2 separate regions of the Homo sapiens genome follow, and region 2 is linked to region 1. Evidence: read pairs that join two places in POLR2A ChIA-PET (ENCODE). Cell type or tissue: MCF 10A. All regions are shown on one strand. Each heading gives the region's core, and the rest is flanking DNA. Links, peaks and the distances in the headings are about the cores only.

Evidence for each region. ChIA-PET counts read pairs that join two places held together with the same protein. Peaks named below come from ENCODE experiments on the same cell type or tissue, not always from the same donor. Only the 100,000 strongest peaks of a DNase experiment are listed, where the experiment ranks them.
Region 2: POLR2A ChIA-PET joins it to region 1 with 11 read pairs; 1 of 35 experiments calls an interaction of 5 or more read pairs at or near these places.

The regions. Positions count from the first base shown.
Region 1 is chr5:68,038,917-68,055,229 of GRCh38, forward strand. No RefSeq gene overlaps it. Among named protein-coding and RNA genes, the nearest start is that of LINC02219, 140 kb to the right of the region's middle. RefSeq lists an enhancer at 2,251-2,360. In MCF 10A, for the core only: no CTCF peak of the experiment used is centred there; a DNase peak (open chromatin) is centred at 7,695.
Region 2 is chr5:67,890,123-67,906,435 of GRCh38, forward strand. No RefSeq gene overlaps it. Among named protein-coding and RNA genes, the nearest start is that of LINC02997, 110 kb to the left of the region's middle. RefSeq lists an enhancer at 1-336. In MCF 10A, for the core only: no CTCF peak of the experiment used is centred there; DNase peaks (open chromatin) are centred at 7,459 and 8,039.

The sequences.
Region 1 (16,313 bases), core at 4,374-12,373:
AACTACATAATTTGTGAAGCACACTGCAAAATAAAAATGTGAAGCCCCTTGTTCCAACCTTATTAGGAATTTCCAGACAACAACAGCGTATCATTAAACCAAGCATGGGACCTCCTGAATTAGACCTAGTCTGACTGACTACAGAGGTAACACACCATGAATCCAGCCATGCCTTTATGTTCTCCAGAATTTACCCCTAGTGTAAATTCCATTTTCATTTTCATCCCCAAAGTACTTTTGAGGCAAAAGCTAGAACGAAAAAAGAGAAGTATTACCAAAGTTATGCCATGAAATAATTCCAGGCGAATTGGGTTTGGAGTTATCTATTGAAGGCAGAATTGTTCATATGAAACACTCTTCCTTCATGTAGCACAATATTTTTTCTCTTGGTTCTTTGTATTAAATTATTTTCCTGGGTTTTTTCTAATTTCTTAAGTTATTTAACTAACTATTTTATCCATTCTATCAATACTGGTTAGCTGAGCCACAGAGAATCATCATATTTGGCATTTGGAGTCTGACAACTATTAATGCATTTTTCCTTGAGCAATAAAGAAGGCATTTGGTATTTTTAACCTTGTAAAACTAGAAAATGTGTCCTAAAGGTGAGAAGAGCAACCCTAAGCTTATCAGAGGCAAGGGTCCAAGATAAAGTATTACTCAAGTTTTCTTTTTCTCATTTTTTTCTATAAAATATCACCTGCCATTTGGTTCCTAATTTATAGTATTCCTTTTTTAAAATGGAAGTTTTATAGATCTTTGAAAAGTATGTACTTTTAACTCATTTGAACATTTCTGTCCCATCAATGTCAGGACTTAAAAAGGCTTGATAACCAAGAGCAGCTAGGAAATAATTCTGCTGCCTTTCTTCGCTGGTTATGCTGATAAATGAGGAACAAAGTGGACAATCTCCTACCTCTTTGTGTCATTTATGCTACAATAACACGTGGGTTAAGGCACAGGATAATTAAAAAGATAAAGTTGGGCAGACCCCCACAGATCAGCATCCTTTCCAGACCCAGACCCACGTTTTTTCTCTTTAATTAGCAGGATGACAAAGGCAATGGGAGCTAAGAGACGATTCCAGGAATTAGCCGGGCATGGTAGTGCCTGCATATAGTCCCAACTTCTTGGGAGGCTAAGATGAGAGGATTGCTGGAGCTAAGGAGTTTGGGGCTGCAGTGAAACTAGGATTGAGCTACTGCACTCCTGCCTGCGCAATAGAGTGAGATCGTGTCTCCAAAAAAAAAAAAAAAAAAAAAAAAAGAAGTGGATTTCTTCTCAGGCAACCCTTCCTAAACCCCTTTACCCATAAGCTTTTCCAAAGTCAAGAATAGGAACAAGGGATGTATAAGGCTAGGCACAATGGCTCATGCCTGTAATCCCAACAGTTTGGGAGGCCAAGACAGGAGGATAGCTTGAGCCCAGGAGTTCAAGACCAGGGCAACAAAGAGAGACCCCATCTACATAAAAAATAATAAAATGAAAGAGGGAGAGAGAAAAAAAATAGACATATATGTTAACTATAGGACGAGACCCTGTCTTTACTCTTCCTCTGTTTGCCCATCTCTGGGACCCATTCTCAGACCTGGCGTTCCTTGTTTTCTTCCTCTTGAAGTAAGGAGAGTTTGTGCAAATTTACTGGAAGTTAGTCATGCCTTTGTATTCCTACTTCCACAACTCAGCGTGGTCCTCCAGCTTCCACAAACAAATGGCCCACTCTCAGCCAAACAGACCACATACCTTCAGAAGAGAGTGACCCTAAGAGGCAGCAAGAGCTGGAGATGATGTCTGAGAGCCATGCACTTGAAAGCCGGCAGTGTCCTGGCCGTGGCTGGCTGAGCTGGTGTCCTCACCACAGTCTCCCTGCAACATGGTCTTGAGAGATCCTCTGCTCCTAGTCTCCTGCAGTCCAGCTCATCTTCACCCTTTTTTTTTCCTAGCCTTCCCACCCACTTTGTGAGATCTCTGGTTGTTGAGATCTCTGGTATCCTTCTAGTCATCAGCTTGTCCACTTTTGTTCACTGAAATTGGCTTCTGCAGTTTGTAACCAGGAGCCCTAACCGACACCACTGCTGTTTTTAAGAATCAGGGTTGTAAAAGAAAGAAAAAAGAAATCCCAATTGTTTAGAATGGGTCATACCCTCTGAGGGGGCTGAAGACATCTGTGCTGGCTTCCTATAAAAAGTACCTGTGGCCTGGCACAGTGGCTCATGCCTATAATCCCAGCACTTTGGGAGGCTGAGGTGGGTGGATCACCTGAGGTCAGGAGATCGAGATCAGCCTGGCCAATATGGTAAAACCTCTCCTCTACTAAAAATACAAAAATTAGCCGGGCGTGGTGGCACATGCTTGTAATCCCGGCTACACAGGAGGCTGAGGCAGGAGAATCGCTTGAACAAAGGAGGCAGAGGTTGTAGTGAGCCGAGATTGTGCCACTGCACTCCAGCCTGGGCGACAGAGCCAGACTCTGTCACAAAAAAAAGTACCTGTAACTCTGCCCAGTAGAGCATCTTGGGCTCAGTGCTCTGTGCAAATACGCTTGTCTCACACCTCTGCCCGGCCACCGCAGCCTCTCAGGACTCCCCCACGGGACTGAGCTGTCTTCAACTGGTGGTAAGAGAGAGGAAAGGCATTTTTAAAGTGGAAGGAACTTGACTGACCACACCCTCCTGAGCCTTTTTGCTCCCCTCCCGTCCCCTCAGTGGTCACTACCATACCCAAAATGTGTTTAGAATCAGAAGTAAAATGTTATCAGTAAAAAAAAAAAAAAAAAAAAAAATCTGTTTTGTTCATTTCTATCATCCCTTCTTCAGGGCAAAAACACATAGAAGTTACAAGTAAGGGTTGTTAAAAATAGAGACCTGGATTCAAATTCCAGCTCCACCATTCACTTGTTCCCTTAAACTCTTTGGGCCTCAATTTCTCCATCAATAAAATGAATATAAAAATGATGTCTGCCTCATAAGTGTTGTGAGAATCAAGAGTCCCATGTAAAGCATTCAGAGCTGTGACGGATACATTAAGTGCTCATTAAATGTTAATTACTGCTATTATTATTGTATTATTTCAATCTCGTCATAGTGCTTGCTGCATAGCATTTTTTCCAAGGTGGGGCGAGGTTATATGAGTGGGAAAATAATCAGCTGATTCTTTTTAAATGCAAAGGAAATGCATGTTTTTAACATCACAATAGGATTTCACTTCATCAGAAGCCCCAAGCAGAACATAACTAACTGTTTGAGGAAGTGGTGTGGGTAATTATAACTCAGTCTCATTGACAACATGAAGCGAGGCCTCCGTTTTAAAGGGCTCACTTGGCATTTCATATGGCTGCCTGCTGCCCCTCTGTTCCAAGTTCACTTTAATCTGCCATTTTGGACCCAAATAGAGATCACTGACACATTCAAATAGACACGCCTTTCTGTTTTAAACAGATTTTAGTGCATTTTGGTACAAGCAAAAAAGTTTCACAAATAATGTGATTTCTAGAACTTCAGGCTAGTGAACCAACATCTGCTGAGTAATCACATGACCTCAGGCCAGGGAACTCTGTAGGCCACTGCAAAAAGTAACTTAAAAATGAAATTTGGCCAGGCGCGGTGGCTCATGCCTGTAATCCCAGAACTTTAGAAGGCCAAGGCAGGTGGACCACCTGAGGTCAAGAGTTCGAGACCAGCCTGAACAACATGGTGAAACCCTGTCTCTACTAAAAATACAAAAATTAGCCAGGGTTCCCTAATCCCAGCTACTTTGGAGGCTGAGGCAGGAGAATTGCTTGAACCTGGGAGGCGGATGTTGCAGTGAGCCAAAATTGTGCCATTGCACTCCAGCCTGGGCAACAGGAGTGAAACTCCGTCTCAAAAAAAAAAAAAAAGTGAAATTTTTTTCACGCTTATAATCCCAGCACTTTGGGAGGCTGAGACATGAGGATCACTGGAGCCCAGGAATTCGAGACCAGCAAAATAGAAAATAAAAAAATTAGCCAGGTGTGATTGTGCATGCCTGTGGTCCCAGCTACTTGAGAGGCTGAGATGGGAGGATGACCTGAGCCTGGGAGGTCAAGGAGGCAGTGAGCTGTGGTCTTGCCACTGTACTCCAGCCTGGACAACAGAGTGAGACCCTTCTCAAAAAAAAAAACATCGAATTTTTTTCTAGAAAGAACATTAGACTGCCTGGCTCCTTTTTGCCATTGGAATAATGTCACATAATTAGTTCACCACTCTGGAGTGAAGGCTTCCTCTCTTGAGAATATGAACCTGCAGTCACAGCCCTGCTGTGGCCAGGGAAACATGTGGCCTTGTGTGTGCCACGGGGATTATACATGGGTTCCCTGGAAGATTTCCCCTGTGAACAAAAGCAGAGACCCACCAAGAGGACAAAGAAATTAGATTCATGACCCACAAAAGGGGAGACTGAGCCTGAGAAGTGTGTGTAAACAGTGATGCCATATAAATGGAAAGAAAGGTCAGGTGCCAGGAAGGCCAGAAAGAGTCCAGGGCAAGAAAGAGAAGGGGGTTACACTGCCAGGGTTTGGATCCTGGCTTCAATACTTACAAGCTGTGTGATTTCAAGCAAGTTAGTTGAATTATCTGTACTTCATTTTTCTCATCTGTGAAATGGAGATGAGTCTGTCTGCCACTTCTTCTAACCACCATGACCTCCAGAGAACAGTGGCTGCGGCTATTCTTCTGTCTCTAAAACCTCAACACCTTTTGGTGAACTCTCACCAGGAACATTTAGATGAGGATAATACAGTTCCTGCTAAACCAAACTGATAACCAATCGTTAGGGGCTGAATTGTGCTCCTCATCTTCCCAAATTCGTATGTTGAAGTCCTAACCCCCAGTACCTCAGAATGTGACTATATTTGAAGATCTGCAAAGAGCTAATTAAGGTTGGATGAGGTTCACAGGGTGGGCCCTAATCCAATATGATTGGTATCCTTAAATGAAGAGTTGATTAGGGCACAGATAGGCAGCTCTGTCTCACAGTGCTATTGTGTGGATTAAACTTGTTAATATACATAACAAGTTTGTCCAGCCCGCAGCCTGTGGGCCACATGTGGCCCATGATGGCTCTGAATGTGGCCCAACACAAATTTATAAACTTTCTTAAAACATTATGATATTTTTTGTGATTTTTTTTTTTTTTTTAGCTCCTCAGTTATCATTGGTGTCAGTGTATTTTGTATGTGGCCCAAGACAATTCTTTTTCTTCCAGGGTGGCCCAGGGAAGCCAAAAGATTGGACATCCCTGATATATAAAGTGCTCAGAACATTGCCTAGCACATAGTAACACTGTATGAGTGTTAGCTATGTTATCAACATTTGCGATGATTAACATATTGATGATGGGTCAACAGGTGCAGCTAACCACCATGACACACGTTTACCTATGCAACAAATCTGCATGTCCTGCATATGTATCCTGGAACTTTAAATTTAATTTAATTTAAAAAAATATTGAAATGCTTTGCAATGTACAAAGCAATATGTAAATGTAAGGCGTCGTGCTGGATTGATCAGTGTATGTGTTTGCTAAGGCTGCCCTAACAAAGTACCACAGACTGAGTGGCTTAAACAACAGAAGTGTATTTCCTCATAGTTCCGGAGACTGGAAATCTGAGATCAAGGTGTCAGTATGGCTGATATCTTCTAGGATATCTCTCTCCTTGGCTTGTAGATGACCGTCTTTCAATGTCTCTTCACATGGTCTTTCCTCTGTGCCTGTCTCTGCCCTAACCAACTCTTCATTTAAGGATACCAATCATATTGGATTAGGGCCCACCCTGTGAACCTCATCCAACCTTAATTAGCTCTTTGCAGATCCTGTCTTCAAATATAGTCACATTCTGAGGTACTGGGGGTTAGGACTTCAACATATGAATTTGGGAAGATGAGGAGCACAATTCAGCCCCTAACGATTGGTTATCAGTTTGGTTTAGCAGGAACTGTATTACCTTCATCTAAATGTTCCTGGTGAGAGTTCACCAAAAGGTGTTGAGATTTTAGAGGCAGAAGAACAGCTGCAGCCACTGTTCTTTGGAGGTCATGGTGGTTAGTAGAAGTGGCAGATAGACTCAAAGATGTCAGGCAGATCCAGATTCTCCTGGCTCTTCTTTGCTCCCCAGCCCTTCTTCCAGATTCCTGACCCCATTGACCAGCAGTGGCCCTAAGCCAATCACCAGACATTAGGCTGAGAACTCACAGACGTTTCCTATACCCCTCACCATAGCACTTCAGTGGCTGGATGTGCCTGGCTCTTAGGATTGACCAGCAGCAGCTGCCCTTCACCTCCCACAGCTGCACAAAATCTAGCCAGGAGGTACATCTCTTATCCTATAACACTCAGAGTGACTCTGCTCCCATCATTGGACCTGGATTCTAGCTAGCTAGAATAATATTTAATAATAATGTTATTATTATTTTTTTAGACATGCTATCACTGAACCAGAAAGGAGTCTCTGCTTCACTGATAAGCATATATTTGAAGTTCTAATTATCTCAAGCAGGAGCTCATTCCAAAGTCCTCTGAATTTGTCCTCATGCTGCCATCTCTCCTGGCTCCAATATGTCCCACAAGCGGCTGCCAGATAAAATTTCTTGAATCACATTTATGTCATCTAGCAATGGTCAAGGGAAGTCCCAAGATGACAGCTGAGTAGCAGGCCTAGAGGGCAACACATTCAGACTAGAGCAAAACAACAAAGAAATGGAGGGTTCCCAGACAGTGGTGTCCAGGAAAAACAAAATGGAACAAATGCACCGAAAGTATGGGAAACATTAGAGGGTGGTTTACCATGCCATTGGGTCACCGCGGAAAAAAAAATAGTAATGAGGCATAGAAAATTATGCAATTTTTAAAGTCATTACAGTTGTCTTCCTTATCCATGGGGGATATGTTCTAAGACCCTCAGTAGATGCCTGAAACCACAAATAGTACAGAACCTGATTGCCATCAATCATAATACATTTCTGTTCATGTCTCGCACCCACAAACTTAATTCCTTTTCCATCTTAACTAAGCACTTATGCACTGTGGCCATAACTTTTGATGTTTCATGTGTGACAGCAAAACTAGCATGAGTTTCTTTTTCCTTCTTCACAATTTGATAGATAAAAGATTTGTTCTTACCTTAGATCTTAGCAACCTCAGCATATGATACATTTACTCTCCTTATTAAAACTTTCACATTTTTACTTGAAGGAAGCACTTCCTAGCTTGCTTTTCTTTGGCATATCTGTATTGCCAGCATTACAACTCTTTTTTTTTTTTTTTTTTTTAGATGGAGTCTTGCTTTGTTGCCCAGGCTGGAGTGCAGTGGCACAATTTCAGCTCATTGCACCCTCTGTCTCCTAGGTTTAAGCAATTCTCGTGCCTCAGCCTCCCAAGTAGCTGGAATTACAGGTGCATGCCACCATTCCCAGCTAGTTTTTGTGTTTTTAGTAGAGACGGGGTTTCACCATGGTGGCCAGGCTGGTCTCGAACTCCTGACCTCAGGTGATCCACCTGCCTCGGCCTCCCAAAGCAGCATCACAACTCTTGCACTTATGGCCATAGTCAAGTAAAATCAGATTTACCTGGATGCAAGCACTGGATACCATGACAGTGAATCTGATAGCTGAGCCGGCTACTAAGTGACTAATGGGCAGGGAATGTAGAAAGCATGGAGACGTTGGGCAAAGGAATGATTCACATCCAGCGCAGAACGGAGGGACATGGTTTGAGATTTCATCACACTACTCAGAAGGGCATGCAATTTAAAACACATGAGTTGTTATGCAACCATAAAAGAGAACAAGATCATGTTCTCTGCAGGAACATGGATGAAGCTGGAGGCCATTATCTTAGTAAACGAACACAGGAACAGAAAACCAAATACCACATGTTCTCACTTATAAGTGGGAGCTAAATGATAAGAACACATGGACACATGGGAAGAACAACAGACGCTAGGGCTTACCAGAGGTGGGAGGCTGGGAAGAGGGAGAGAATCGAGAAAAATAATAAATGGGTACTAGGCTATTGGTGACAAAACAGTCTATACAACGAACCCTCCTAACACAAGTTTACCTATATAGCAAACCTGTATATGTACCCCTGAACTTAAAATAAAAGTTAAATTTTTAAAAATGGCCAGAGGACATGAACAGACACTTCTCAAAAGAAGACATACAAGTGGCCAACAAACATATAAAAAATGCTCAACATCACTCATTGTCAGAGAAATGCAAATCAAAACCACAATGAGACACCATCTCACAACAGTAAGAATGACTGTTATTAAAAACTCAAAAACAACAGATGCTGGCAAGGCTGTGGAGAAAAAGGAATGCTCTTACACTGTAAGTGGGAATGCAAACTAATTCAGTGACTGTGGAAAGCAGTTTGGAGATTTCTCAATGAACTTAGAACTACCATTCCACCGGGCAATCCCACCACTGGGTGTATACCTAAAGGAAAATACTTTCTTCTATCAAAAAGACACATTCACCCACATGTTCATTGCAGCACTATTTACAATAGTGAAGACATGGAATCAACCTAGGTGCCCATTAACAGTGGATTGGATGAAGAAAATATGGTACATATACATCATGAAGTACTACACATCCATAAAAAGAATGAAATATGTCCTTTGCAACAACATGGATAGAACTGGAGTCCATTATCCTAAGTGAACTAACACAGGAACAAAAAAACAAATACTGCATTTTCTCACTTATAAGTGGGAGATAAACATTGAATACACATGGGAACAATAGACAGTGGAGACCACTAAGATGGTGGAGGGAGAGAAGGGGATGTCAGCTGAAGAACCACCTGTTGGGTATTATGCTTACTGCCTGGGTAATGGGATCACTGGGACCTCAAGCCTCAGTGTCATATATATGCCCATACAAGAAATCTGCACATGTACCCTTTAATCAATAATAACAGTTGAAATTATTTTTTAAATAAATAAAATGGTTGAGTTGTTTATTTCTGTAACTTTTCATTTAATACTTTCAGACCACATTGGACTGTGGATAACAGAAAGCAAAATCCCAGAGAGCAATGCCAAGACCAGCTAGGTCGGGAAGACCCTAACCCAGTGGCGCTAGAGGAATTAAAGACACACATAGAAATATGGAGGTGTGAAGTGGGAAATCGGGGGTCTCACAGCCTTCACAGCTGAGTGCCCCAAACAGAGATTTACCCAAGTATTTATTAACAGCAAACCAGTCATTAGCATTGTTTCTATAGATATTAAATTAACTAAAAGTATCCCTTTTAGTAAACGAAGGAATGGGCCAAATTAAAGGAATAGGTTGGGCTAGTTAACTGCAGCAGGAACGCACCCTTAAGGCATAAATCGCTCATGCTATTGTCTGTGGCTTAAGAATGCCTTTAAGCAGTTTTCCTCCCTGGGCAGGCCAGGTGTTCCTTGCCCTCATTCCCGTAAACTCACAACCTTCCAGCTTGGGCATTAGGGCCATTATGGACATATTACAGTGCTGCAGAGATTTTATTTATGGCCAGTCTTGGGGCCAGTTTATGGCCAGATTTTGGGGGGCTTGCTCCCAACAGAGCAAAATTGTGGATAATAGGGAACTACTGCATTAATTCCAGGACATACAGAAAATCGTACAGGAAAAAATATCATCAAATTACACTACTACACTCAAAGGTGAAGACTACTTGGCATAAGAGCATACAATGTCATGACTACTTACAGAATATTAAGTTGTGAAAAAGCACTGGAGAAAATGGGGAAGAGGCTGACCTAGCAGGGCAGAGGTCACAGAAGTGTGTTTCAGGCTGTAACAGGCAGCCTATGTGGACCACACCTTAAAGAAGGCAGACTGCAAATGGGTAGCTGAGAAGTGCAGCAGTAACTCGCAGGGCGTGTGGGACAAGGAAGATTTTGGGGAGATGCAGGAGAGAGGAAAGCTGAAAGCAGAAAAGCAGATAACCAAAGAGTATTTGAGAGGGCTAAGAGGATGGACTTAAAGCCCAAATGGAAGATCAGGGTTTCGATAGGAACAGGGATGTGTGTTTCATTACACCAGGTGGGAAAAAGATCCAGGCACAAGCAGGCTTGTGTGTCTGGGTTGAGAGGAGAATGATTTCCTTTCCTCTCATCTCCACCTCCACTTCCTTAGATGTGAAGTCTCAATGCACTTTCTTAGAGCTGCCTCTTCTCCCTACTAATTGGGAAGGTCATAGAGGAGTAGAGAAAGCTTAGGTTGATGATGGGGAGATCGTAAACCAAGGCAGAGATGAACCAACTCATTGGAGTCACACGGCTAATTAGTGACAAAGCTAGGACTAGAATCAAACTGGCTCCTAGCCTAGTACTCTTTCACTACCAAATTACCGTGTAATATTTAACAGATGGGAGTGATTAAGGTTTAGAGCCATTACAAAGACTAACACAAGCCGAGTTACATTAAATAAGGAATCAAGCAGAAATACAGCTGAGATATTTAAACTTCACTTCACAGGAAGGGGTAATTTTACCCACTGTGAGACCATGATTAGATCAGGGTGGGTTGAACTGAACTGTAAACTTTTTCAAGGCACTGCCTTTGCTGTTCTCTAATCCAGAGGGACTGGGAGAAGCCCTCGCTGTACTAGGTGGCACTCAGGGGATAGGATAGAGATAAATGTCAGCCAATAGTATTTACCAGTAAATTTACCCAAATTAACTGTTTAAATTACACAGATCCTCTGGCAATCTTTGCCCTACTCAATTCAGAAGCATGCGTTAAATACGCCGAAATGTACAAAGTACCTAAAAATAACAGGTATTGTTCCACCTCCGTGCATGTGGGGTCCCTGGCATTTGTAACTTCAATGAGAAGAGGTTTTTCTTCAAAATATACTTTCCATAAACTTCTCTGTCATGCCATTCATGTGGCTCTTGTTTCATTTGCAGCAAAAGTCTTTCATTGCTGTGTATTTGAATTTCCAGCGTATCTTGGACCTTGGTGTTTATTTTGATTGACATTTAGTTATCTGTCATGCAAGTATTATTTTTCCCTCAACATCACCGAGTGTGATATATGTGTGATATATGTTTCATTACAAATGCTGGCATTGGTCAGGTAGGTTGGTTTTGCTGTTACATAACTTTGAGGGTGAGGGGCAATTTGTTAATGCCCACATTGACAAGTTACCATCAGATTATGCTAATTTGCAGTACCCTTTGCAATTAAAATCCTTCTGGCTGAATATTTAGCATTTATAATTAATGTAATTTTTAAACACTCAACCAATGTTCACCTTTTCCACTAAGGCTGAACTCCAGTGCCCTGCCCTATAGCCCAGGACAGAATTCCTGGGCCAGGGGAAATCTGGAAGAACTCCACGGGATTCCAGATTGCCCAGGCATCAGAGGGAAAATACTCATCCTATCGAGAGGTATTCTATTAGATTACTACTCTTACTAAATTCTCATTACCTTACCTCAGACTAGATCAATATAATTATATGTCCAGGTCTCACTCTCACCTCACAGAAAGGCTCTGGAGCATCTAGGGACAAATAATACAGCAGATACCAGACAGAGTACCATTCCCCACCCACTTCACCAGGATGGCGTGTAACATAACTTCCAGTGGGGAAGTGATAAGCTTATAAATGCAGAAGCCTTCTCTGGTCAACCTATACCAAGAAAATGCCATCCGTATCTTTCCTTGTTATTCTGTGTCTCAACATCCTATGCATTGTCTTCATTTCACTCATCATGATCGTTTGAATTTCTGTTTTACTTGTTTATTATCTATCTTCTCCACTACAATGTAGTATTCCTAAGAGCAGAAGCCATGACCATCTTGTTTCCTGTGGAATCCCCAAGTGCCAGGAACAATGCCTGCTGCAAAGTAGGTACTAGATAAATATTAATTGGTTGGATGGAAGGTTAGATGGATGAATAGAAGTAATATGCTCCCTTCTCCCACAGTGAGAGTAAGATGGGGCCCAGTGAGCCCCCTGTTTAAAAGGAATCCCAGTTCTGGATAACTAGGTGGGTCTCAGGTGAGTGTAGCAGAAAATATGACAATTGCTAACTCTTTTGATCCAACTGACACTTAAACTTGAAAGAAAGGTAACAAAACCAGATGGAGAGTTGAGGGGAAACCTGACACTACAGGGAAGAAAGAAAACTTTGTTATAGAAAACTACCATTGTCATGTCTTGGAAACCTAAGTGAAACACAAAGGTGAATTAGACAAGAGATTAGGAGATATTTAACAAATACATATTGATTGACTAGTTAGCTGACAAAACAAACAAACAAACAAAAGGTAGACATACAAATTAGATTCTAACCTGTTAGGGTGGAGTCTTCTGTACTCTTGAGGAGGATCTACCCTTGGCGTGAAGCAGGGGAGAGTCCTCTTTAGGGTCCACTCCTCTGCCGCCTACTCCCGACACACACAGTCCTGTCCATATCCAGCAGGTTCATATTGACTTCCTGCTAATCCCGCCACCCAAAGGCTGCTTTCTCCATCAGTCTGCCCACATTGTAATGTATTCCAAGAATTTGGCTTTTCTTTACCCTATCAAAAATATTTGCCCTGGATTTTCTCCATTCAAAATTCTGATGATAAATAGTTAACTGAAAACCCCTCAAGAGTGGTCATTTCCATCAGGGAAAAAAAAAATCATAATTTTTTTCAACTTAAAAATAATAATTTATTGACCTCATCTCGCCTCTTGACACAGCTCCATCTGCTTCCCATTTCTCTGCTCCTCTTTACAATAAAACTCATTAAACTGTGGTCTACACTTGCCATTTTCAACTTTTCCCCTCTTATTATCTCTTGAATCGACTCCAATAAGAGTTTTGTCTCAACCATTTCACCAAAACGTCTTTCATCAAAGCCACCAATAGCTTCCAAGTTGCTAAATCCAGCAGCTATTTTCAGTCCTCAATTTCCCTAACCTCTCAGTGGCATTTGACACAGTAGAGTTCCCTCATCCTTGAGATGCTTTCTTCTCTGGCCTTCCAGGACATGCCTTGTCCTAGCTTCCTTCTGGTTCACTGGTCACTCCTTCTCAGACTCCTTTGCTGATCTCATCAACCTGATCTCTCAACTCAGTCCTTGGTCCTTTTCTCTTCTTATCTGCTCTCACTTTCTCAGTGATCTCTTCTAACCTCAGGGCTTTAATGGCCATTTACAAGCTGAGGAAGTTACATTTCCAGCCTGGATTGCACTCCTGAACTCCAGATCCGTAGATCCCACTGCCTAACTGAATCTTCTGCTCAGATACCTAGATCTGCAGATTTTCCTCCCAAATCTGCTGTTTTCACAGTATTCCCCACATGAATAATGGTAATTTCACTCTTCCAGATGTTCAGACTCAAAAACCTCAATGTTGCCCTTGGTTGCTTTTTTTTTTTTTCCCTCTCATATCCCACAACCAAACACCAGTAAATTCTTTAGACTATGTTTTTCAAAATATATCCAAAATTTAGATCCACCTCTTTGGTTCCAACCTGTTCAAAGTCATCAATACCTCTCACCCCGATTAGAACAGAGATTTTCCAATGAGTCCTCCTGCCTCTGTCCTTGCCACCTACGGTCTATTCTCAACACAGCAGCTACGGGATCCTTGCAAGAGAAGGTCAGATGACATCACTCCCCTTTTCAGAACCTTCCTATGGTCTCATATCTCACCCAGAACAAAAGTCAGAGTCCTTACAATAGCCTGCCCAACCTATACAACCTGGAACCTGTTGTCTCTCTGCTCATCTCACACTGTTTTTCTCATCATCACTTTGCTAGCCATCTGGGCTTCTTGGTATTCCTCAATCACGCCAGGCATATTCCCACAGCCTTAGCACCTACTGTTCTGCTCTCTTGCTGCTCTTCTCCCAGACTGCCTTGAGGCTTCCTCCTGTATCTCCTTCAGGGCTTTACTCAAATTTCATCTTCTTAGCTGAGGCCCTCTCTGTCTACTCTATTTCAAATCACAATGTCTCCTCTCCTACCACCTCTCATTCTTCCCCTCTGCTCTATTTTTTTCCCCACAGAACTTATTACCATCTATTTTATAATTTTTCTTATATTGTCTGTCTTCCCACATTATAGCGTAGGCTCCATTAGGACAGAAGTTTCATCTTGTTTGTTCATTGTTTTATCCCCAGTGCCTAAAACAATGGTAAGCAATCAATACATCAATACATATTTGTTGAAGCAATGGAAAAGCCATTCTGCCCCAATGCGTTAATAATTTCTAGAATTCTAATGGGAACAGCCTAGACTCAATTCATTCCCCCAAACACAGTTGTGTAACCCAAAGGAGTAACACAAATGAAGGGATATCAGACCACATAGAATGAGCCCATAGCACCAAACAGCCTAGTAAAGAGATATGTTAGGGTGGCTGGGCTCTTGTGGTACCCCTCAAATTATACTGCATTGTTGACTGCTATGTGAGCATGTAAGCCACATGCTCAATATGAGTCACAAGAGTGGTATGGCTGCCAAAAAAAATAAATACAATTGTTGACTACATTAATGGTGATATGTTTCAATGGGTATCATACTTCCATTGTTTTCTGGTCTAGTCATACCACATTGGGAGTGCTGTGTTCAACTTTGGGAGTTATTTTTCAAGAGGAATATTGTTCAGGAAAATCAAAGAGAATATCCATGATATATGAAAATAAAACAATTGAGTGACCAAAGGTACTCGGGGATTACATTACACTTAAGGATGGTCTAAAAAGGTACACCATCCTGCCACCACTCTCCTCCTCTGTCCGTGGAAGACATTAATAATCAATCATTATTCTCTTCCTGTAGTGTTTGGCCAGCTCATAGCCCTCCAGGCAACCACTATGCACTCTATTGGATTGGACAACTAAGATGAAATTTATTAGTTATTCCAGCTTTAAGGCAGGTATAATTTTCTCATTAAAATATTTTGATGTGGCCAGGCACAGTAGCTCACACCTGTAATACCAGCACTTTGGGAAGCCGAGGTGGGCAGATCATTTGAGGCCAGGGGTTCAAGAGCAGCCTGGCCAATATGGCAAAACCCTGTCTCCACTAAAACTACAAAAATTTTCTGGGCGTGGTGGTGGGCACCCGTAATCTCAGCTACTCAGGAGGCTGAGGCAGGAAAATCACTTTAACCTGGGAGGCAGAGGTTGCAGTGAGCCGAGATGGCACCACTGCACTCCAGCCTGGGCAACAAAGCAAGACTCTGTCTCAAAACTAAATAAATAAATAAATACATAAATAAGAAATATTTGAATCCATATGCTATGGGAAAAAAAAACTAAACAAACTAGTCCCATCTGGTTCTAGAGCGTAAAACTAGAACCTCTGAGTAGTAAAAATTCAGGATCAAGAAGAATATTCTAATGGTAATAACTGTCCAAAGTGAGGTATTGAAAGGTAGGAAGTCTGGAAGACCACCTGCCAAGGAATAGTGGATGAAATCTCCTATCTTAGGTGGGAGATTGGACTGGATAACCTCTAAACTTCATCCAGCCCTAAAATTCTTCAGATCTTTTCCTACTTGGCTCTGCTAGGCAGGGCCAGGGTGTTTTCCTACTTGGATCTGCTAGGCAGGGGAGGTGGCTGGCAAAGAAAGTCTGCAAAGCAAAACCATTCACCTTTAAATTTCAGTTATCTCACTGAAGAAGATAACAGAAAAACAGAATAAAAGAGATGATGGATTCAGCACAAAGAGATAAAGTGATTATATCTAAGTTGAATAACAATAGAAACAAAAATCTTTTTGTTAGCTTTTGGATACTCTCGTCTCCCATTTATCTTAGTTCTTCCTTATTCTCACATTCTTTAACCTCGTGCCCTAATCTTTTTGGTGAGAAGCCAATTAACTCTGTAAAAACTCTGGCAGCTGGTGCCAGAAGCGTGGCTCACTGTGTTCCAAGACTTGGTAATTCCTTCCCTAATGACATAGTAGAAACACTGTCGCCACAGTTAAGAGCAGGCTAGAGACAATTACTATATTTAAGCTGTGCTTTGCAGGTTATCATACCCACATCTGCAAGCTATTCCCTTTGTAAGGCATTTGGCATCATTTGCCACAGAAAACTCATTGCAAAGGGCCAGCAAGCAACTACAGGAGGACCAAGGACTGAGACTTATTCCATATGGCTAGCAAGAGAGAGACGTATAACTTTCTTTCAGCAACTCCAAACCCACTCCTGCTTCCTGGAGCCAGGCTCCTCTTATCAAAACAGGAAATCTACAAAGAGGGGTCCACAGAAGGGCTGGTGAGGAACAAATGCTCTAGCAGCCACCCACCCACTGGTCTGTGAAGGGACAGAGACCAATCCAGCA
Region 2 (16,313 bases), core at 3,084-11,083, 150 kb before region 1:
CAGGGAGGCCTGCCTGCCTCTGTAGGCTCCACCTCTGGGGGCAGGGCACAGGCAAACAAAAAGACAGCAGTAACCTCTGCAGACTTAAATGTCCCTGTCTGACAGCTTTGAAGAGAGCAGTGGTTCTCCCAGCACACAGCTGGAGATCTGAGAACGGGCAGACTGCCTCCTCAAGTGGGTCCCTGACCCCTGACCCCCGAGCAGCCTAACTGGGAGGCACCCCCCAGCAGGGGCACACTGACACCTCACACGGCAGGGTACTCCAACAGACCTGCGGCTGAGGGTCCTGTCTGTTAGAAGGAAAACTAACAAACAGAAAGGACATCCACACCAAAAACCCATCTGTACATCACCATCATCAAAGACCAAAAGTAGATAAAATCACAAAGATGGGGAAAAAAACAGAACAGAAAAACTGGAAACTCTAAAACGCAGAGCACCTCTCCTCCTCCAAAGAAACGCAGTTCCTCACCAGCAACGGAACAAAGGTGGATGGAGCATGACTTTGACGAGCTGAGAGAAGAAGGCTTCAGACGATCAAATTACTCTGAGCTACGGGAGGACATTCAAACCAAAGGCAAAGAAGTTGAAAACTTTGAAAAAAATTTAGAAGAATGTATAACTAGAATAACCAATACAGAGAAGTGCTTAAAGGAGCTGATGGAGCTGAAAACCAAGGCTCGAGAACTACGTGAAGAATGCAGAAGCCTCAGAAGCTGATGCGATCAACTGGAAGAAAGGGTATCAGCAATGGAAGATGAAATGAAGCGAGAAAGGAAGTTTAGAGAAAAAAGAGTAAAAAGAAATGAGCAAAGCCTCCAAGAAATATGGGACTATGTGAAAAGACCAAATCTACGTCTGATTGGTGTACCTGAAAGTGATGGGGAGAATGGAACCAAGTTGGAAAACACTCTGCAGGATATTATCCAGGAGAACTTCCCCAATCTAGCAAGGCAGGCCAACGTTCAGATTCAGGAAATACAGAGAACGCCACAAAGATACTCCTCGAGAAGAGCAACTCCAAGACACATAATTGTCAGATTCACCAAAGTTGAAATGAAGGAAAAAATGTTAAGGGCAGCCAGAGAGAAAGGTTGGGTTACCCTCAAAGGGAAGCCCATCAGACTAACAGCGGATCTCTCGGCAGAAACCCTACAAGCCAGAAGACAGTGGGGACCAATATTCAACATTCTTAAAGAAAAGAATTTTCAACCCAGAATTTCATATCCAGCCAAACTAAGCTTCATAAGTGAAGGAGAAATAAAATACTTTACAGACAAGCAAATGCTGAGAGATTTTGTCACCACCAGGCCTGCCCTAAAAGAGCTCCTGAAGGAAGCGCTAAACATGGAAAGGAACAACCGGTACCAGCCGCTGCAAAATCATGCCAAAATGTAAAGACCATCAAGACTCGGAAGAAACTGCATCAACTAACGAGCAAAATCACCAGCTAACATCATAATGACAGGATCAAATTCACACATAACAATATTAACTTTAAATGTAAATGGATTAAATGCTCCAATTAAAGGACACAGACTGGCAAATTGGATAAAGAGTCAAGACCCATCAGTGTGCTGTATTCAGGAAACCCATCTCACGTGCAGAGACACACATAGGCTCAAAATAAAGGGATGGAGGAAGATCTACCAAGCAAATGGAACACAAAAAAAGGCAGGGGTTGTAATCATAGTCTCTGATAAAACAGACTTTAAACCAACAAAGATCAAAAGAGACAAAAAAGGCCATTTCATAAAGGTAAAGGGATCAATTCAACAAGAAGAGCTAACTATCCTAAATATATATGCACCCAATGCAGGAGCCTGCAGATTCATAAAGCAAGTCCTGAGCGACCTACAAAGAGACTTAGACTCCCACACATTAATAATGGGAGACTTTAACACCCCACTGTCAACATTAGACAGATAAACGAGACAGAAAATCAACAAGGATACCCAGGAATTGAACTCAGCTCTGCACCAAGCAGACCTAATAGACATCTACAGAACTCTCCACCCCAAATCAACAGAATATACATTTTTTTCAGCACCACACCACACCTATTCCAAAATTGACCACATACTTGGAAGTAAAGCTCTCCTCAGCAAATGTAAAAGAACAGAGATTATAACAAACTATCTCTCAGACCACAGTGAAATCAAACTACATCTCAGGATTAAGAATCTCATTCAAAACAGCTCAACTACATGGAAACTGAACAACCTGCTCCTGAATGACTACTGGATACATAACGAAATGAAGGCAGAAATAAAGATGTTCTTTGAAACCAACGAGAACAAAGACACAACATACCAGAATCTCTGGGATGCATTCAAAGCAGTGTGTAGAGGGAAATTTATAGCACTAAATGCCCACAAGAGAAAGCAGGAAAGATCCAAAATTGACACCCTAACATCACAATTAAAAGAACTAGAAAAGCAAGAGCAAACACATTCAAAAGCTAGCAGAAGGCAAGAAATAACTAAAATCAGAGCAGAACTGAAGGAAATAGAGACACAAAAAACCCTTCAAAAAATTAATGAATCCAGGAGCTGGTTTTTTGAAAGGATCAACAAAATTGATAGACTGCTAGCAAGACTAATAAAGAAAAAAAGAGAGAAGAATCAAATAGACACAATAAAAAATGATAAAGGGGATATCACCACCGATCCCACAGAAATACAAACTACCATCAGAGAATACTACAAACACCTCTACTCAAATAAACTTGAAAATCTAGAAGAAATGGATAAATTCCTGGACACATACACTCTCCCAAGACTAAACCAGGAAGAAGTTGAATCTCTGAATAGACCAATAACAGGAGCTGAAATTGTGGCAATAATCAATAGTTTACCAACCAAAAAGAGTCCAGCACCAGATGGATTCACAGCCGAATTCTACCAGAGGTACAAGGAGGAACTGGTACCATTCCTTCTGAAACTATTCCAATCAATAGAAAAAGAGGGAATCCTCCCTAACTCATTTTATGAGGCCAGCATCATTCTGATACCAAAGCCGGGCAGAGACACAGCCAAAAAAGAGAATTTTAGACCAATATCCTTGATGAACATTGATGCAAAAATCCTCAATAAAATACTGGCAAAACGATTCCAGCAGCGCATCAAAAAGCTTTTCCACCATGATCAAGTGGGCTTCATCCCTGGGATGCAAGGCTGGTTCAATATACGCAAATCAATAAATGTAATCCAGCATATAAACAGAGCCAAAGACAAAAAACACATGATTATCTCAATAGATGCAGAAAAAGCCTTTGACAAAATTCAACAACCCTTCATGCTAAAAACTCTCAATAAATTAGGTATTGATGGGACGTATTTCAAAATAATAAGAGCTATCTATGACAAACCCACAGCCAATATCATACTGAATGGGCAAAAACCGGAAGAATTCCCTTTGAAAACTGGCACAAGACATGGATGCCCTCTCTCACCACTCCTATTCAAAATAGTGTTGGAAGTTCTGGCCAGGGCATTTAGGCAGGAGAAGGAGATAAAGGGTACTCAATTAGGAAAAGAGGAAGTCAAATTGTCCCTCTTTGCAGACGACGTGATTGTATATCTAGAAAACCCCATTGTCTCAGCCCAAAATCTCCTTAAGCTGATAAGCAACTTCAGCAAAGTCTCAGGATACAAAATCAATGTACAAAAATCACAAGCATTCTTATACACCAACAACAGACAAACAGAGAGCCAAATCATGAGTGAACTCCCATTCACAATTGCTTCAAAGAGAATAAAATACCTAGGAATCCAATTTACAAGGGATGTGAAGGACCTCTTCAAGGAGAACTACAAACCACTGCTCAAGGAAATAAAAGAGGATACAAACAAATGGAAGAACATTCCATGCTCATGGGTAGGAAGAATCAATATCGTGAAAATGACCATACTGCCCAAGGTAATTTCAGATTCAATGCCATCCCCATCAAGCTACCAATGACTTTCTTCACAGAATTGGAAAAAACTACTTTAAAGTTCATATGGAACCAAAAAAGAGCCCGCATTGCCAAGTCAATCCTAAGCCAAAAGAACAAAGCTGGAGGCATCACACTACCTGACTTCAAACTGTACTACAAGCCTACAGTAACCAAAACAGCATGGTACTGGTAGCAAAACAGAGATATAGATCAATGGAACAGAACAGAGCCCTCAGAAATAATGCCGCATATCTACAACTATCTGATCTTTGACAAACCTGAGAAAAACAAGCAATGGGGAAAGGATTCCCTATTTAATAAATGGTGCTGGGAAAACTGGCTAGCCATATGTAGAAAGCTGAAACTGGATGCCTTCCTTACACCTTATACAAAAATCAATTCAAGATGGATTAAAGACTTAAACGTTAGACCTAAAACCATAAAAACCCTAGAAGAAAACCTAGGCAATACCATTCAGGACATAGGCATGGGCAAGGACTTCATGTCTAAAACACCAAAAGCAATGGCAACAAAAGCCAAAATTGACAAATGGGATCTAATTCAACTAAAGAGCTTCTGCACAGCAAAAGAAACTACCATCAGAGTGAACAGGAAACCTACAAAATGGGAGAAAATTTTCGCAACCTACTCATCTGACAAAGGGCTAATATCCAGAATCTACAATGAACTCAAACAAATTTACAAGAAAAAAACAAACAACCCCATCAAAAAGTGGGCGAAGGACATGAACAGACACTTCTCAAAAGAAGACATTTATGCAGCCAAAAAACACATGAAAAAATGCTCATCATCACTGGCCATCAGAGAAATGCAAATCAAAATCACAATGAGATACCATCTCACACCAGTTAGAATGGCAATCATTAAAAAGTCAGGAAACAACAGGTGCTGGAGAGGATGTGGAGAAATAGGAACACTTTTACACTGTTGGTGGAACTGTAAACTAGTTTAACCATTGTGGAAGTCAGTGTGGCGATTCCTCAGGGATCTAGAACTAGAAATACCATTTGACCCAGCCATCCCATTACTGGGTATATACCCAAAGGACTATAAATCATGCTGCTATAAAGACACATGCACACATATGTTTATTGCGGCATTATTCACAGTAGCAAAGAGTTGGAACCAACCCAAATGTCCAACAGTGATAGACTGGATTAAGAAAACGTGGCACATATACACCATGGAATACTATGCAGCCATAAAAAATGATGAGTTCATGTTTTTTGTAGGGACATGGATGAAATTGGAAATCATCATTCTCAGTAAACTATGGCAAGAACAAAAAACCAAACACCGCATATTCTCACTCATAGGTGGGAATTGAACAATGAGATCACATGGACACAGGAAGGGGTATATCACACTCTGGGGACTGTGGTGGGGTGGAGGGAGGGGGGAGGGATAGCATTGGGAGATATACCTAATGCTAGATGACGAGTTAGTGGGTGCAGCGCACCAGCATGGCACATGTATACATATGTAACTAACCTGCACAATGTGCACATGTACCCTAAAACTTAAAGTATAATAATAAAAAATAAAAAAAATAAAAAAAAGAAAATGAAAGACAGTACAAAGGATAAACAGGCAAGAGACTTGAAAAGGTACTTTATAAATAAAGAATACCCAAATGTAAAAAAAAAAAAAAAAAAGACATACCTGTGACTGGGTAGTTTATAAAGGAAAGAGGTTGAATGACTCACAGTTCAGCATGGCTGGGGAGGCCTCAGGAAAGTTACAATAAAGGTGGAGAGGGAAGCAAACATATCCTTCTTTACCTGGCAGCAGGAGAGAGAATGAGTGCCCAGCAAAAGAGGAAGCCCCTTGTAAAACCATGAGATTTTATGAGAACTCACGCACTATCATGAGAACGGGATGGGAGAAACTGCCCCCATGACTCAGTTATCTCCACCTGGTCCCTCCCATGACATATGGCATTATGGGAACAACAATTCAAGATGAATTTGGGTGGGGACACAGCTAAACCATATCATTCCACTCCTGGCCCCTCCCAAATCTCATGTCCTCACAATTCAAAACACAATCATGCCCTTCCAACAGTCCCCCAAAGTGTAAAATTTCCCACATTTTCCTGTGTTCTTCTGAGCCCTCCAAACTGTTCCAATCTCTGTGTGTTACTCAGTTCCAAAGTCACTTCCACAGTTTTGGGTATCTTTATAGCAATGCCCCACTCCCAGTAATAATTTGCTGTTTTAGTTCGTTCTCACGCTGCTAATAAATACATACCTAACTAAGACTGGGTAATTTATAAGGAAAGAGGCTTGATTAACTCAGAGTTCAGCATGGCTGGGGGGGCCTCAGGAAACTTATAATCATGGCAGATGGTGAAGCAAACACACCCTTTCTCACATGGTGGCAGGAGAGACACTGAGTGCTCAGTGAAAGGGGAAGTCCCTTGCAAAACCATCAGATCTTGTGAGAGTTAACTCACTATCACGAGAACAGGATGGGTGAAACCTCCCCCATGATTAAATGACCTCCACTTGGTCCCACAACACGTAGGGATTATAGGAACTACAATTCAAGATGAGATTTGGCTGGGGGCACAGAAAAACCATATCAACTGCATTTCCACACTTTTGGTTCTATCCTTGTACTGTCATCAGATATAAACTTTGCCCTTTCAAAGTCAGAAATTGACCCACACCTAAGTGTTTCTTGAACTTAATAACTTCACAGACAGGAGTCATAAAGGAAGGATTGCATCACAAGGTACTGTGTTGTACCCTCCACTGATACCTCCTCCTTACCTCACCTTTTTATGTCTCTTTTCCTCAGACTCTTGAGTAAAACAAGCATATTCTTCCCCTTTTTCACATAAAACAGTTCTTACACCACTGTAGGTATTGTAGGAGAGAAGGTCAGGGAGACAATGGGTCTGTCACTTCAGGAATGCAGGGAGTGGGATTTATTTGTTGTCTTGATCCCCCCTGAAGCAGACCCTGAGGTAAATCAGCTTTTTTATTAAGGAGTTCCTCCCGAGGAACATGGATAAAGAATGGGGAAGTGAGGCAGGAAAGGGAAGGAAGCCAGTTGAAGCTTAGTCCTGCTGGGGAGCTTCTATTGAGGAAAAATTTTCAAATGGTAAAATCGTTTATTTCATGCAAACATGAAATGAACACATATCAAGGATTTCATTCAACTTATCAATTATGAAGGGAACTAGTATGATATTACAAAGAGTTCAAATAAAAATTTGACTTATCTACTGTACAAAATCCACTGACTTTGTCATGAGTGGTAAACATTTGCTTTGCTATGGACAGAAAACATCCATCTGCAGTCCATCAGCTTTGCCATCAGTGCCCCACAAACTTCTGCCTCTACAGACAGAAAATAAAATACTTAGTCAGACAATCAAAGCTGTATGCTCTTATGGAATAGACAATGCCTGAGGGTCACTAAATCATACCCAACATTCCTTTGAAAGAACATCCAGTAATCTCTTTTACCCACTTCCAAGTCTTTCACAATTTTTTTTCACAACAGTATAGAACATGCCTCAGAGTTGTCCCGCCTGAGAGAAAGGAAGCTAGGATATTTATTCATTGATTCCAGTCAGCATTGATTGACTGGCCTTTCCACCTAGCGTTGTACATTGGCCAAGATTATAAAAAAAATCCTCGGGCAAAGTCACAAGGGCTGGCAATAAGCAGCCCTCTGTGCACAGAGGTGAATGCCAAGGGGGACAGGGAGAGAGTAAAAGAAGATTAGGCACTAGTATTGTCTGCTACACTTGTCTTGTTTATTATTTGTTGATTTGATGTTTTGTCTGTTCCACCTTTCCCACCAGAATGCAAGTTACCTGAGGGCCAGAACATGTCTGTCTTAGATTTCACTGTCTCCCCAACAATTGTCCAGCATGTCGTAGGCACTCAATAAATATTTTATGAATATTGTTAAATAATATGGGCCTTGAGCTGGACCTTAGAGACAGGTTGCAGTCCAGATTTAGAGGAAGGGAGTCTGCAGGGAACTGTAAGAGACCCAACTAGCCAGGTTTAGTACCATGTCCTGGGGCATCAACTGCACAGTTGCTCACCGGTTACTCACTCCATGGCCAAGCTCCTCTCATGCCAAGTCGTGTTCATACTAAGAACAGAGGAACACAAAGTACAGACTCTGCTTGCAACATACTTGAAAATGGTCAATAACACAGCATTATACCTCCCACCCCTTGCTTAATTAGTATCCATTAATTACTCTCCGTGTGTGCTCATAACACTGAGACCTTTCTATACACTTTCCAAGACTCAGAACAAAGAAAGCATAAAAGAGCAGAGACATTTTCTGTGAGGCATGCAGTATGCTCATCCAGGACAGATCTTGGAAAAGTCTATGAAAAATCTAAATTGCATGTAGGCATCACTGAACAGACCCAAGAGATGTACTGGTTTTATTAAGTAGCCAGATGGCCTTCCAGAGTAGCCAGAAGAGCAGACAGGCCCCAGATGACAAATGATGAGGGGCCTTCCCTATGGGCATTTTGTGAGACAACGTGTTGACATTAGGTATGGAAGAAATCCATAACTACAGTGTTCATGCAAATTCTCAAGAAAAGCAGGTGCTATTCACTGACCTTACCCAAATGAAATTTTACCAGAGAAAACAGCCCAACTCCCTTTTAAGTTTAATAACAGCAGGCTCTTTCCTCCACACAAACAAAAGCAAAAAAAAAAAAAAACAAAACAAAAAAACAAACAAACAAAAAAAACACAAAAACCACTTCAAAATAAATTCCATACAAAAAACAAAGTGGGGAAAAAATATAGCTTGAAAATTGCCCTTGATTTGAAATGGGTTGACAGATGTCTTACAGAAATTTGGAGTACTGTCCAGACACTTAGAATCTACTCATTTTAAACAAAGTGCTCATGAAAGCATCATCATTGTCGGATATAAAGGAATGCTTAAAAAAACTATAAAAATAAATACATGCATTTTTATTAGTGTCAATATTATTTACCAATAACAATTAAATGGTTTAGAAATACAGAGAGAACATTGTAGATTGGTTAGTTTTTAGTCCTCAGAAGAAAATCTAAGGTTTATCCTGGTAATGCAAATATTCTTCATGTGTATGTATGTTTAGTTGTATGTTGCATTTTAATAGACATAGCTGGATTCTCCAGGAAGAGATGGCTCTGAGAACCTGAACACTCCTCCTCTAACTGAGTAACTCATAGAAAGCTGTTAGATACCCACAGGAAAAAAGAGACAATAGGTAAGCTGCCCCGTCTCCATTACAAGTCAAGAATCTACACTTTGGGATGACTTGGAAACTATCCAATCATTCACTCAAAAGAAGTTTTTAAGGTACTACTGCATCAGTCATTTTTATGGTGTCAAAAAATGTTTTTGCCTTCAAGAAGCTTATGTATTGTCATGGAGAATAGGAGCAGAGATATTAAGGCCATACTTTACAAAACTGTAAGCACTGAATGGAAAAAAACTGGGGAGAAAAATTTTCCTGAAGACCATATGCTAAGTAAATAGTTAAATATATACAGTAACTGTAAAAATAGAAGCAGAGAACTTAGGGGAAGGAATTGAGAGAAAATTATAGGAATTTCAAGGAAGCCAACAATCCATCACTTGTCAACAAGAACTTCAGGGACACCTGCCACTTGCCCAAGACTGTGTTAGAGGCAGGCGAAGAAGTGTCAAGTTTAATTTCTACCCTATGGGACCCAAGGTTGAAGTGAGGATGCATTATTACACAGACAGAAAAATTAGTAGACAACTCAAACTAGCATAAAATTAAAAAGGAAAAAAAAGGTCATCAGTGTCAATGAAGGTTTCCTACAGAAAGTATGTTTGGGAAAGTATTATAGTAGGAAGCAAGGAGCTAGGTTTTGCTCTGGCTACTGCTACCTAAGAGATTACTTTATTTACAGCCAGATCAAATTGCCTCAGATTCTTGCCTGTTCTAAAAATCAAGCATCTTTACTATAAAGAGTGAGATCTTGATGGGAATAATATGTAGCAGTGTCCAGAAGCATTTAGTGTGAAAGCAGAAAAGCACACAGAAAATACAAAATTCTGCAAAATGTTCAACAATGATCATCACTGCAGGACAAAAAGCAGGAAACTGGGATTCTCTCACTATACCCTCTCTAGGAATTATCACTGCCTGACAGCAGATGTGAGAATTCTCCTTCTTAAAGCCCTAATTAGCAGACTGATTCTCTGCTCTTTACACTTGACGTAAAGAAATGTACACCAACTGTGTCTATTTAGGATTCAAATGTCCAGGAGGTGATATTTTCCTTCTCTTCAGGTCTAAGTCAGCAAAGGCCTGATCTGGTAGTCGGGAAACAAGGTTTGGTCTACAATTATTCGGATGGTAGGGCATCTACATTGATAAAAACGATCCTGGAATGGGTGGTCAATGCAGAACACATGCAGAATTCATATCACACACAGAGTGAGGTGGGGAGACATGTCGAACATATTGCAAAGTTTTCCCATTATCCAAAGGAATCAGATACAGCAGTCAGTGCACATTAACACATAGCTCCCAGACATGACAGCTGCAGAACCCTGAGGACCTCGTGATGGAAAGAACTGACCTCGTGTCATCTAGGAACAGAGGGAAGGCAGCACGAACACGAGAGGCCAACACCTGGCTTCTATTTCTGACTCTGCCGCAGACACTCTGGCAATTTTTCCAGAAACTGTAAAGCTGTGGGTTTTAAATTGTTGGGAAATGTTAGGTTTGTGGCTTTCTTTGCCTGTGGGAACAGAGAGATAATTTTTCTTCTTTTTTCCCCTCTTTCTGAAATTGTCATCATCTTCTCTTCTTGTAAAATTTGACCAAGTGCTTTCAAGAGAATCTAGAGCTTAGAAGACTATCACTTTGACTTTAGGACCCCACAATCTTTCCTCTGTGCTCAAAATGAGGTTAGGCCAAGGGACATAAAGCAACATGCTAACACTAGAGATCCCGTCAATAGTTTCTATTTGGGGTACGGATATTGGTCTAATGGAAAATGTTCCCATTAAGAACAAACATTCTCTTCACTGGCAATACTCATTAAGAGCTAGGCCTAATTTAATTCTATAGAGAATTAATAGGGTTCTAGAAATGTAGATGATTCATAGCTAATGTGCCCAGTACCAGTCATTCAAGATGTGTGAATACACAGAAGAAAATTCCAGCATGAGGAAAAATGTTAAATGTTAGAGGTATCCCTTTTAGGAAGGCCAAAATAAAGAACTCTGATCAGCTTATATATTTTTAGAAAGCAATACAGTTGGGATCAAGCTATAGCTATCTTTCTCCCTATCTTTACCTTTATCCCTTACCAATGTAAATAAATTGGCCACATTTGCAATAAACTCCATTAGGTTTCACGTAGAATCTCTGGCAGGGAAAATCTTATCTAGGTAAGGTACCCAGAGAAAAATGAGGAAAGAGACACTGGCTTACAGAAATTGACTCCTTCTGGGCTCATCCTTGCAGTTTTCAGAGGGAGTGGTCTGGATTAGGTTTGGAGATCAGCTCAGCAGAGAGGTAGGAACATGAGATGAAGATTAAGAAGTTCTGGCTCCAGTTTACTTAAAACCTCGAAGTTACATTTTTCTCATCTGTAGGTTGGGGCTAATAACATTCCTGTTTACACAGGTCTCTCAGAACTGCTGTATGAAATAAGCAAGCTCAAGAACTTTGATACTTTGAAAGACATGGAGTGCTATCCAAATATATAGCATTCTTATTAAGGTAAATAGGAAAGGCTGTGGAATAGTTGGCTATTAGAACTGAGTAAAGTAAAAGCTTGAAGACCCAGGGAAAGGACATCAGTGTTACTCTGGGACTAAGTCTTGCTGGAGCATTGCAGCAGAAGAGTCCAGAATCTGCCCTGGGCATTTGGCTACTTAGTATGAGTGCTCAGCGGTGACACTTCAGTATTCAGGGCGCAGCACCATATGATTCTGATTAGCCAAGTGCCGGCGCTTCCTATTCACTGTTTCCAGCAATCCTATTCCCTAGAAGGTCACCATATACATTGTTTTCACTTCTCTTCTTCGCTCCTGCCTCTCCTGGGCTCAAGACTGCAAGCAGAACTAAAATGTCACAGTTGCCACCTGTGCAGGTAGTAGGGTCAGCAGACCTCACCTGCCACTGCTGAACCTGATCCTAACTTTGCTCCCATTGCAGCTTCTCCATGGTGCCCTGTGTCTGCAGAGCTAATGAGGAGGAGCACTTACAGGAGGGAGAACAGGGAAAGGATCCTGACCCAGACCGAGACTGTAAGACTGTCCTGGTTATTCAGCTTCATATCTCAACTTCAGGCCTACCCTTCTCCTCTCTGCTTTGTGATGTTGCCAGTCTGCCAACCAGTCTTCCTTCATCACCTGGCTCCACGTTAGGCTCTGCTAATCAGGTTCTAGGGAAGGCTGCAAGGCTTGGAGAGGGAGAGGAAAGAGACCTACCCTTTTCACTTTGCTACTTGCTCTTGTCTGTGTCACTGCAGCATCCATCTCTTCTTTAACCGGTAGCAGCTGTTACAGCAGCCTCATGGCAGGCAGCTCTTCAGAAGCCTAAGTCCAGCTCCCATGGGCCCCTCCTCCAAGTCTCTAAACTTTAAAAACACCCAAGTTTCATTTTATTTCCCCAGCCCTATGTGTAATAGCTGCCTCCTGCAGTTACTGCCTGTATGATAATTTGGTATCCTTTTCTTGCCTCTTCACTTCTTTAATATAGGCAGTCCTCACTTTGCACAGTTCTGAGGTGCATGAATTTAAGAGTTTGGTTAAATAATGTCAGTACCCCCAATAACACAGTCAAATTTCAGTTACCATGGTATGTTAACTGTGAGTAATTGTAAAGTACAAGCTTTATTGTTCTCTTAAGTCCACAAATCTGCATACATAACATGTGTATCATGATAAGTGACCAATCACGTCATTTTTTTCCTCAATCCATTTGTTGTTTACTGTGCATCTGTTATTCAGTTCATACACAGATAGCAGAGCATATGGATGTGTTGCCTCCCTGCCTCCCAGTGATAAACCCACATAACATTTTATAGAAACAGAAAATCAAAAGAGGGGATCGGCCAGCAAAGTTGGAAATGCAGCAAAGAACTGACAAGTGATACCACTGGAAGTGAAATTCAAACCCAACATAAATGAAGTTATTAAAAAAAAAAATAGGTGACCGTGAGACCATTGACACTGCTGTCATTTGAGAGAGTCAGGATATGTGGTGTGAGGAAGCCAGGGAAAGGAAATGTAACATAAATCAGAAACATGGTTTTGGCATAAAGGATGATAATATCCCAAAGAAAGGAACATTGGAAAAAAAAAAAACCAAAACTTCACTTTAAAGAAACTCTAAGAGATATTTTATGACTTTGAAGGCAAGAAAGATAAATGTTAAAAGCTGATCCAAACTTAGAAAGGAGTATGACAATTTGCCAAGGCGCAGAAAACATGTTTGCTCAGTAGTGTTCATTATAAGACAAGAAGAAGGTCAGCACTGTTCAAATTATTCTTGAAAAGGTTTTTAGAAAGATAGAAAATATTTTAAATCTCCATGTTTCTAAGGCTTCATAGTGTTCCAAATAAATGTTTGTTTTATTATGCGTTTCGTTTCCCTACACATTTACAACCAATAATAAGAGATTTTTAATATTTTGACAAAAATTATTAAGGGTCACAGAACAATCATAATTTTCTCCTTGATGATTAAGATTGCTTTGTGTGAGTACAGCTTGCAAAATCATTTTTATAGTCCCATACTACTGTGCCAAGCAGACTGCCTGTATCTGGTTAACAATTCTTTGTAGTAATTTTCTCTACTGAAGATGTAGATTCTGACCCCTGACTGACCTGATATGACCCCAAAAGCTCAACCTGTTGGAAAGCCTTACCTCTCATTACATTTCCCTGCCCTTTTGCTGTGGGTTAGTGAGAAAGAGCCATGAATGAAGAGGCAGAAGACTTCAGTTCAAATTCAAGCTCTATTTGTTTGCTGAAAATAGTTATTTCCTCAAGTAAAAATGAAGTTGACAATAAAATCGGCTACCATAAAAATCAAGAGAACTCGATGACACATATATGTGAAAGTGCTTAGTGAGGTACCGGGGTAGGCTGAATAATGATCTCCAAAGATATCCACATCCTAATCTTCAGAACCTGTGAGCAGTACCTCATATAGCAGAAGAGGCTTCATGGCTGTGATTAAATTACTGATCACTTTCACATGTATGTGTCATTGGGTTCTCACAACAACCTTTATGGTAGCTGATTTTATTATCAATTGCATTTTTACATGAAGAAATAACTATGTTCAGGAAACTAATAGAATTTGAACTGAATTCTTCTGCCTCTTCATTCACTGCTCTTTCTTATTAACACACAGCAAAAAGGCAACAAAATGTAATTAAGCATATTGAGATGGGGAAATTGTCCTGGATTATGTGGGCGGGTCCTAAATAAAGTGACAACTGTCCCTATAAGAGGGAAGTAGCAGGATATTTGACTCCAGAAACCAAGAGGGTAATGTTATGAGGGAAGCTGAGACTGGAGCCATGTGCTTTGAAGATGAAGAAAGTAGTCACGAGAAACTAAAAAAGGCAAGGAAATGGATTCTCCCCTAATAGCCTTCAGAAAGAACAAGCCCAGCCAAAACCTTGACTTTATCTCAGTAAAACTGACTTTGGAATTCTGACTTCCAGGCCTATCAGAAAATAAATTTATTTTGATTTCAGCAACTAAATTTGTGATAATTTGTTACAGTAGCAACAGGAACTAATGCAGGTACAAATTGCAGATTTTATTATTATATTAATACCACACTTGGTGAAACTGTGAACGCAGCTCATTCCCACTTAGTCCTTCTGTGGGATCCTTCCTAATTGGAGTTAAGACCTTTAGGAAGCACTGTGAGTACTAATTTGGATGAATACAGTCAGCTGTGCTTGTTCCTCATTTGTCAAGTAGAACCAACGAGGGCAAAACCCCATCTTCTGTTGCACACATTCATGTGACTTGAAGATCGTGCTTCATCGAAATCTATCCTGATGAATTCTTCCCAGTGGGGTGGAATGTTTTTTCTTCTTGTACACCTTTTGCTAAATTTAACCAATAAGGCAAAAGATCTCTACTATGAAAATGATAAGACAATGATGAGAGAAATAGAAGAAGACTCAATAAATGGCAAGATATCTTGTGTTCATGGATTGGAAGAATTAATATTGTCAAAATGTCCATACTACCTAAAGTGATCTACAGGTTTGATGTAATCTTTATCAAAATCCCAATGGCATTTTTCACAGAAATAGAAAAAGCAATCATAAAATTCATATGGAACCACAAAAGGCCCCACAAAGCCAAAGGAATCTTGAGCAAAAAGAACAAAGCTGAAAACATCATGCTACCTGATTTTAAAATATACTACAAAATTATAGTAATAAAAGCATCATGGTACTGGCATAAAAAACTGACATACAGACCAATGGAACACAATAGAGAACTCAGAAACAAATCCACACATTATGGTTACTTGGTCTTTGTCAAAAATGCCAAGATCACATAAAAGGGAAAGAACATTTTCTTCAATAAATGGTGTTATGGCTGCTCTGCCTATGGAGTAACCATAATTTATTCTTTTATTTTCCTAATAAAATTGCCGTCACTTTGCTCTATAGACTCACCCCAAATTATTTCTTGCATGAGGTCCATCTTATAAAAAATAAAAATAAAAAAAATAGTGTTAGGAAAACTGGATATCCAATGCAGAAGAATGAAATTTGACCATTTTCTCACATCATATACAAAAATCAACTTGAAGTGGAAGAAAGACTTGTATGTAAGACCTAAAACTATAAAACTGTCAAAAGAAACATAGGAAAAAAGCTTCTTGACATTGGTCTGGGCAATGATTTTGTGGATATGACCCCAAAAGCTCAGGCAACAAAAGCAAAAATAGACAAATGAGACTGCCTCAAACTGAAAAGCTTCTGCTCAGCAAAGGAAGAAACCAATAGGGAAAGAGATAATCTACAGAATGAAAGAATATATTTGCAAACCATACATCTGGTAAGGGGTTAACACTCAAAATATATAAGGAGCTCAATCAATTCAATAGCAAGAAAAATAACAGTATTAAAAAATGGACAAATGAGCTGAATAAACATTTATTCAAAGAATACATAAAAATGGCCAATAGATGATCATTAATGATCTGAAAAATTCAAATCAAAACCACAACGAGATATCACCTTACACCTGTTGAGACTGTCATTATCAAAAAGACAAGAGATAACAAGTGTTGGTGAGGGTGTAGAGAAAAGGAAACTCTTGCACACTGTTGGTGGGA